2 separate regions of the Homo sapiens genome follow, and region 2 is linked to region 1. Evidence: chromatin loops called from intact Hi-C (ENCODE). Cell type or tissue: PC-3. All regions are shown on one strand. Each heading gives the region's core, and the rest is flanking DNA. Links, peaks and the distances in the headings are about the cores only. Region 1 overlaps ANKEF1 (ankyrin repeat and EF-hand domain containing 1). Region 2 overlaps SNAP25-AS1 (SNAP25 antisense RNA 1).

What was found. Peaks named below come from ENCODE experiments on the same cell type or tissue, not always from the same donor. Only the 100,000 strongest peaks of a DNase experiment are listed, where the experiment ranks them.
Region 2: it touches region 1 in a loop (4-fold over the local background); 6 of 110 quality-filtered maps call a loop at or near these places.

Annotation. Positions count from the first base shown.
Region 1 is chr20:10,038,925-10,041,847 of GRCh38, forward strand. All of the region lies in intron 3 of ANKEF1 (ankyrin repeat and EF-hand domain containing 1), which reads left to right. All of the region lies in intron 3 of SNAP25-AS1 (SNAP25 antisense RNA 1), which reads right to left. Among named protein-coding and RNA genes, the nearest start is that of ANKEF1, 5.4 kb to the left of the region's middle. In PC-3, for the core only: no CTCF peak of the experiment used is centred there; a DNase peak (open chromatin) is centred at 1,427; H3K27ac peaks cover 841 bases.
Region 2 is chr20:10,093,774-10,096,696 of GRCh38, forward strand. The region is part of intron 3 of SNAP25-AS1 (SNAP25 antisense RNA 1); the gene reads right to left. Among named protein-coding and RNA genes, the nearest start is that of ANKEF1, 60 kb to the left of the region's middle. In PC-3, for the core only: a CTCF peak has its summit at 1,189 (motif pointing right); no DNase peak of the experiment used is centred there; H3K27ac peaks cover 40 bases.

The DNA.
Region 1 (2,923 bases), core at 149-2,648:
TACACACTGATTATTCATTATAAATTATAAACTCTTCTTTAAAACAAAGATGAAGTAGAGCATTTCTTATTCTTTTTTACATTTTAGAATTTCAGGCAGTACTACACCTAGGACTCCAAAAGGATTTTGACCCCCTCAATAGCAGTCTGATGTAGGAAGGACTTGCACTTGGAAACTTGAAAGGACTAAAGTCAATTCTGGCATAAACTCCAACTTTCTAGGATCATTTAAAAATGTATTTGGAAATACAACTTCAAACTTTAGACATGACCTTTCAACAATGATTCAGATCAAACAACTGCACTTCCACACCGTTAATCCCATCATCTCAAGACCATGGTCTGAGGACTTCTTGCCCAAATAACTTAAGGTTCAGGCAAGAATTGACACAGCCTCATAAAAATAACTGAGATAATTACCAATAAGCTTAATGTAAACTGATAGGTTTGAGCAGTTGTCCTGAGTTTCTGCAGATACAAGGCCATTAACATCAGCTCTGCAATCGAGAAATGAATCTCATTTGATAATGTGAATATTTACTGACAAGAGCAAAATCTACTTTTCTAACTCTCTCCAGACTTGGTGTTTGATATGATTACTTGCTTAGAACAAAAGAGGACAAAGAAAAGGGATAATTACATATTTAATTGTACCACGTAAGAAAATAAACTTCAGATGCATTCAGGGGCCAGATGTACTTTGAAATGCTAAATCCTGAAAAAACGGTATCCTCTCAAAGCTCTATAGTATACCATTTCCCAAAGTGTGTTCCATGGACCACTGAATTGCCAGGATGTTGAGAAGTACTACAGGCAAAATTGGTTCCACGGTCGCATTCATTAGAGACACATTTTAGGCATTTATCTTTCACATTGTTGGCTCAAAAATGGTGACATTTTCCATATTTATTTGACCACAAAATAATTTTTTTTAATGACATCTTATATGCCTGGAGTTTTGTGGACTAACCTTTGGGAAACACTATAATAGAGAAACGTTTAACTTACTGAGTTTGAAACAGATACAAATCACAAAGAAAAAAGAAATTCTATAGTGTAACAATGTAAAAGTGTAAATTTTTTTTAAAAAATCAAGGTAAAATTGGAAACAAGGTCAAGTAAATACTTGCAGCAAATGCAACAGGCATATGGCTAAAGGAAACAAATCTCATGGGCAGAACTGAAACTATAAAAGGAAACAAATGTAAAATCTTGTTTCACACATAAGCTTGTTAGGATGGCTGCCTGCAGCCCTCACTCTGCATAACCCAAGGTAGTGCCCATTGTACAGAGTACATTGTCTCTTCCCACATCAACAAGGCTCACTCAGCTTGCACATCCCTCAGTTTGGCTGCCAGTGGCCAAAGTGCTTTGCTTATTCCACAGTACCCTCTCTGTCATTGACATCCTATTTTCTGGTGACTCATGTTTGACTCACTGTACATCGTTCCTAAAGGATAAGCAAACATTTAAATGGCTAAGTGGGTCTTTAGGATGTGAGACATGCCCTAGGCCTAAGCGGCACTTTCTCTTGGAACAGTTTTACAGAATATGGAGAAGGTAAAGCTCTAAGCCAATACATTCTTTCTTGTATGTTGTCCTAGGGAATTAATTACAATGTGGAATCATTCTCCTTAAAAGTTAAGCTATAATAGTTCCTTATAGCACCCATTCCCATTCCATTGGTTTTTGCATTTACAGGCATGTGTACTCAGTCCTCAATGCCGTATGCCAGTTCTATGATAAGGTACAATATTTTTCAAACTGTTTTCCCTTCAATTTAGGAATGCTGATTCGTGTTCTTTGTGGCTTAAGGAGTCAGCCCAGATACACTTTAACTGTGTGTTGCACATGCCATCATTATGAAATATTCATTTCATAAGTGGCTCTGGGCCTTTTGTAATGAATTCAGCCTCCTCGGGTATTATGCTTAGGTTGTTTTGCTGTTGCTGTTGTTGTTTTGCTCTGTTCCTGCCTTCTATGTCTTGCTCTTTCTTTGACTTTCTCTTTTCAATAATAACCTTGACAATCTTTTCTTTTTTTTTTTAACTGTTCTGAGTAACCCTACTTTAGGTACATCAGTTTATATAAAATATATTTAGGTTTTGATTTTCATATACATTTTATTTTTTATTTTAATGGTGGAATTTATCCAATTTATAGTTATCTAGATTTCCCATAGGGTTGGTTTCAGAAACATCATTTATTTTATATTGTGAAGGCAAAATATATCTAATATATAAAATACATGTGAAAGTATTGTCATATATGGTCCATAGATTTGTTTTACTTTGCTGTATATGTGTGTTTTTCTTTATATGCTTGTAAGTGTATTTTCTAAAATTGATGGGCTTTTTAGTTATTTTAGTTTTTTTATTTTTTTTTAGTTATTTTAATGGTTAACTTGATACTTCATATGCCCTTAAACCTGTTTATTGAGTTAGCATCTTAAACAGTATTCATTGATTCTTTACTCTGTTTAGTAAGATTAGTACAATAGTATAAATTAGATAAGATTAGTACAATAACCCTTCCTCTTACCTCTGCTACTTCCCTTCTACCACTCAATTTTATACTCAATTATAATTACTTAGTTCTTTCAATGATTCCCTTTTAAATAATAAGTACCTTGTACTTTATTTCCTTACCTGCTTTACATAATATCTCAGTCTTAGCCCTAAAAGATGAGAAGATCAAATACTTATACTATTTCTCCTTCCTTCCCTCAAATTTTTGATAAATTATATTATTTTTACATTATTACAAATTGCAATATATTTTTCTCTATCTAAAATTGCTAAGGTGACTTAGCTTTGGTTCTGTGGCTAAAGAGATTCAGTATTTATGACTGTTCTTTTAGTCACATATTCTCTATTGATCTCTTGGAAAACTCACTTTTGCCATCAAGTAGTTTAAGTCACTTC
Region 2 (2,923 bases), core at 190-2,689, 55 kb after region 1:
CTGGCATATCATCACTTCCTCCATACTCTACTGGCCAAAGCAAGACCCAAGGTGAGCCCACTTCTTAATGAAAGGAACTGTAACTTTACAGTATAAGGATGTAGAGAGGCGGAAGGTTTGTGGCCATTTTTGCAATCTACGACAGAGAGGTCTTCTTAGTTTAGGAAAGTCTGAGACAAAGATTCCAAAGCAAATGGTTTACTTGGAAAGGAAAGGAAATACCGGTAGGGGAGAGAAAAATGGAGACACAGAGAAGCAGCAGCCAGTAAAGGGTGCAAAGCCAAGTCGGCTGGCGCTCTGGGCAGCTGGAGTATAATTCCACTGGAGAACTCTGGAAGCTGGTGCAGGACACAGGCCTCATCATCATCCTACCTAAAGGAGGACGCCAGGATGTTTATACATCAATCCATGATATGGTTTGGATCTGGGTCCCTGCCCAAAACTCACATTGAATTGCAATCCCCGATGATGGAGATGGATCCTGGATCCTGGTGGGATGTGATGGGATCACAGTGGTGGATTCCTCATGAATGGCTTAGCATCCCCGTGGTGCTGCTCCCATGATAATGAGTGAGTTCTAATGAGATCTAGTTGTTTAAAAGTATATAGCACCTCCCTCACTCCAACTTTCTCTTGCTCCTACTCCTGCCGTGTGAGACATCTTATACCTCCTTCCTCTTCCACCGTGATTGGAAACTTCCTGAGGTGTCCTCAGAAGCAGAAGCCATTATGCTTGCTGTACAGCCCGCAGAACTGTGAATCCATTAAACCTCTTTTCTTTACAAATTACCCAGTCTCAGATATTTCTCAATGCACGAACACACTAATACAATCCGTATCAGTCATTTACTGAGGCTGCTCTCAGAGCACAGAAATTCCCTGTAATTTCAGCCCTCCACTCTGGGCAATGTGGCTTAAGAGGTCAGAGCAAGACCTTGACAAAAAAATAAAAAAAGAAAAGCAGATGCAGCTAGCTTAGCTGGACCGTTGTGCCCTGCAGCGGTTAGACAAAGAGGATAAAAGGGAAGGAGGATATGAGTAGGGCACCACCTACAACATATCCTTCACTGTGATGGTGATTAAAAAGAAAAAAAAAAACTCAAGTTTCAGATTTATGTTATTTTAGTCAAAACATCTTTTTTTCTTTTTTTAAGACTGTTTACTGTATTTTGGATGATGCCTCAGTTCTCTTGCTGGCAGAGGTTGGAACACTAGATGGCATTGTATTAAGTTGTCCTATAGCTCAGGAAAAAAAAAAATGCAAAGGGATGTTCCTAGTTGTCTTTGGAATTTAACAATTATCAGCATGAGTTGAGAGCAAACAACTGTCCCAGCCAAAGTGATGATGGGTCGCTTCAGCTCTACCAAGGCCACCACTCCATCTTGATCTCACACCTTGGCAGCAACATCACAAACCATGGGGGCCAAAGCACAAAGGGAGCAGGCTAAGATAGGAGGCATTTTCTAAAAACTAGGATTCGCAAAACCCATGGGAGGAGAAGCAGTAAGGAGAACGAAGCCTTCTGCCTCAAGAAAGGTCTTTGAGAGGCACAGAAAAATGGACTGCAAGAAAAAAGCAGCAAACTTATAGTAAAGATTTATTCTTACTTTAGTAATAGTAAAGATTTATTCTTTGCTGTAAGTTAGGTGTCTTGGTGTTGCCTGAAAAGAGATACTGCCTTTCTCCCTTGAATGTAAATGAGAGAGAACTCTTGATGTCTTTTACCAACTTAGAGAAAGCCCATACCCAGCCTTCACAAAATGCCATGAGAAAAAGAGGGGTCAGGTGTGGTGGCTCACGCCTGTAATCGCAGCACTTTGGGAGGCCAAAGCGGGCAGATCACCTGAGGAGATCAGGAGTTCAAGACCAGGCTGGCCAACATGGTGAAACCCCGTCTCTGCTAAAAGTATGAAAATAAAAAAAATGAAGAATTTACTCTTGGGGGCAGGAATGGAAATGAGAGTGGCAATAGGATGGGGTTGAAAGTGAGGGTCAAAGGCATTTAACATTTTCTTTAAAATATTTTAAACAAGTGAGATAAAATGTCAACAATGATCAATTCCTCATAATGGATATTAGGTGGATGTCATCTTATTATCTTTATCTTAAATTTCAAAAAAGAAGAGAAAAGAATATGATGTTCTCTTGTAATTAGCAAGGGCTGATAGGGTTCAAGAGGTGACACTGATATGGATCTTGAGTAACTGTTGACAAATACTTCCCTTTACTGAGCTTCCATTTTCTTGTTTATAAACTGAGGATAATGATAGTAGTGATGTCAGGGAATTGTCATAAACCTCGACTAAAATAATGTACTCGGAACAGTGCCTAAAGCAAGGTGGGAACAGTGCCCAAAGCAAGGGGGTCCCTCAAAAAATGCTTGCTTGCCCAGGACCCTCACCAGCCACCACCACCAATGTGAGTACAAGGATTAGTTAGGCTCATCTTTCTCACTGAGTCAAACCATACGATTGGCTGGTTGTCTGGATGTGATTAGAAACAGAAAAATCTTAAATAAAGCCTCATCCTGAATCCTCTCAATCCAGAGACAGAGTTGACCTAAGACCAAAAAAAAAAAAAAAAAATAGAAAATAGTTTTTGGAAATATGGGTGAAGAGACATCTCCTCTTATGGAAAAAGGGATTCTAGAATTTAACAATAAATATTCCCAACTTTCCCCAAGGCTTTAAAATCTACCTTGAAGGAGCAGCTGATGTATTTCTAGAACAGACTTAGGTGTCTTGGTGTGGCCTGTAAAGAGATACTGTCTTTCTCTTTTGAGTGTAAGAGAGAAAGGACAGTCTACTCAATAAAGAGTGCTGGGAAAACTGAATATCCACACACAGAATAATAAAACTAGATCCTATCTCTCACCATATACAAAGATCAACTCAAAACAAATTAAAGACCTAAATGTAAGAC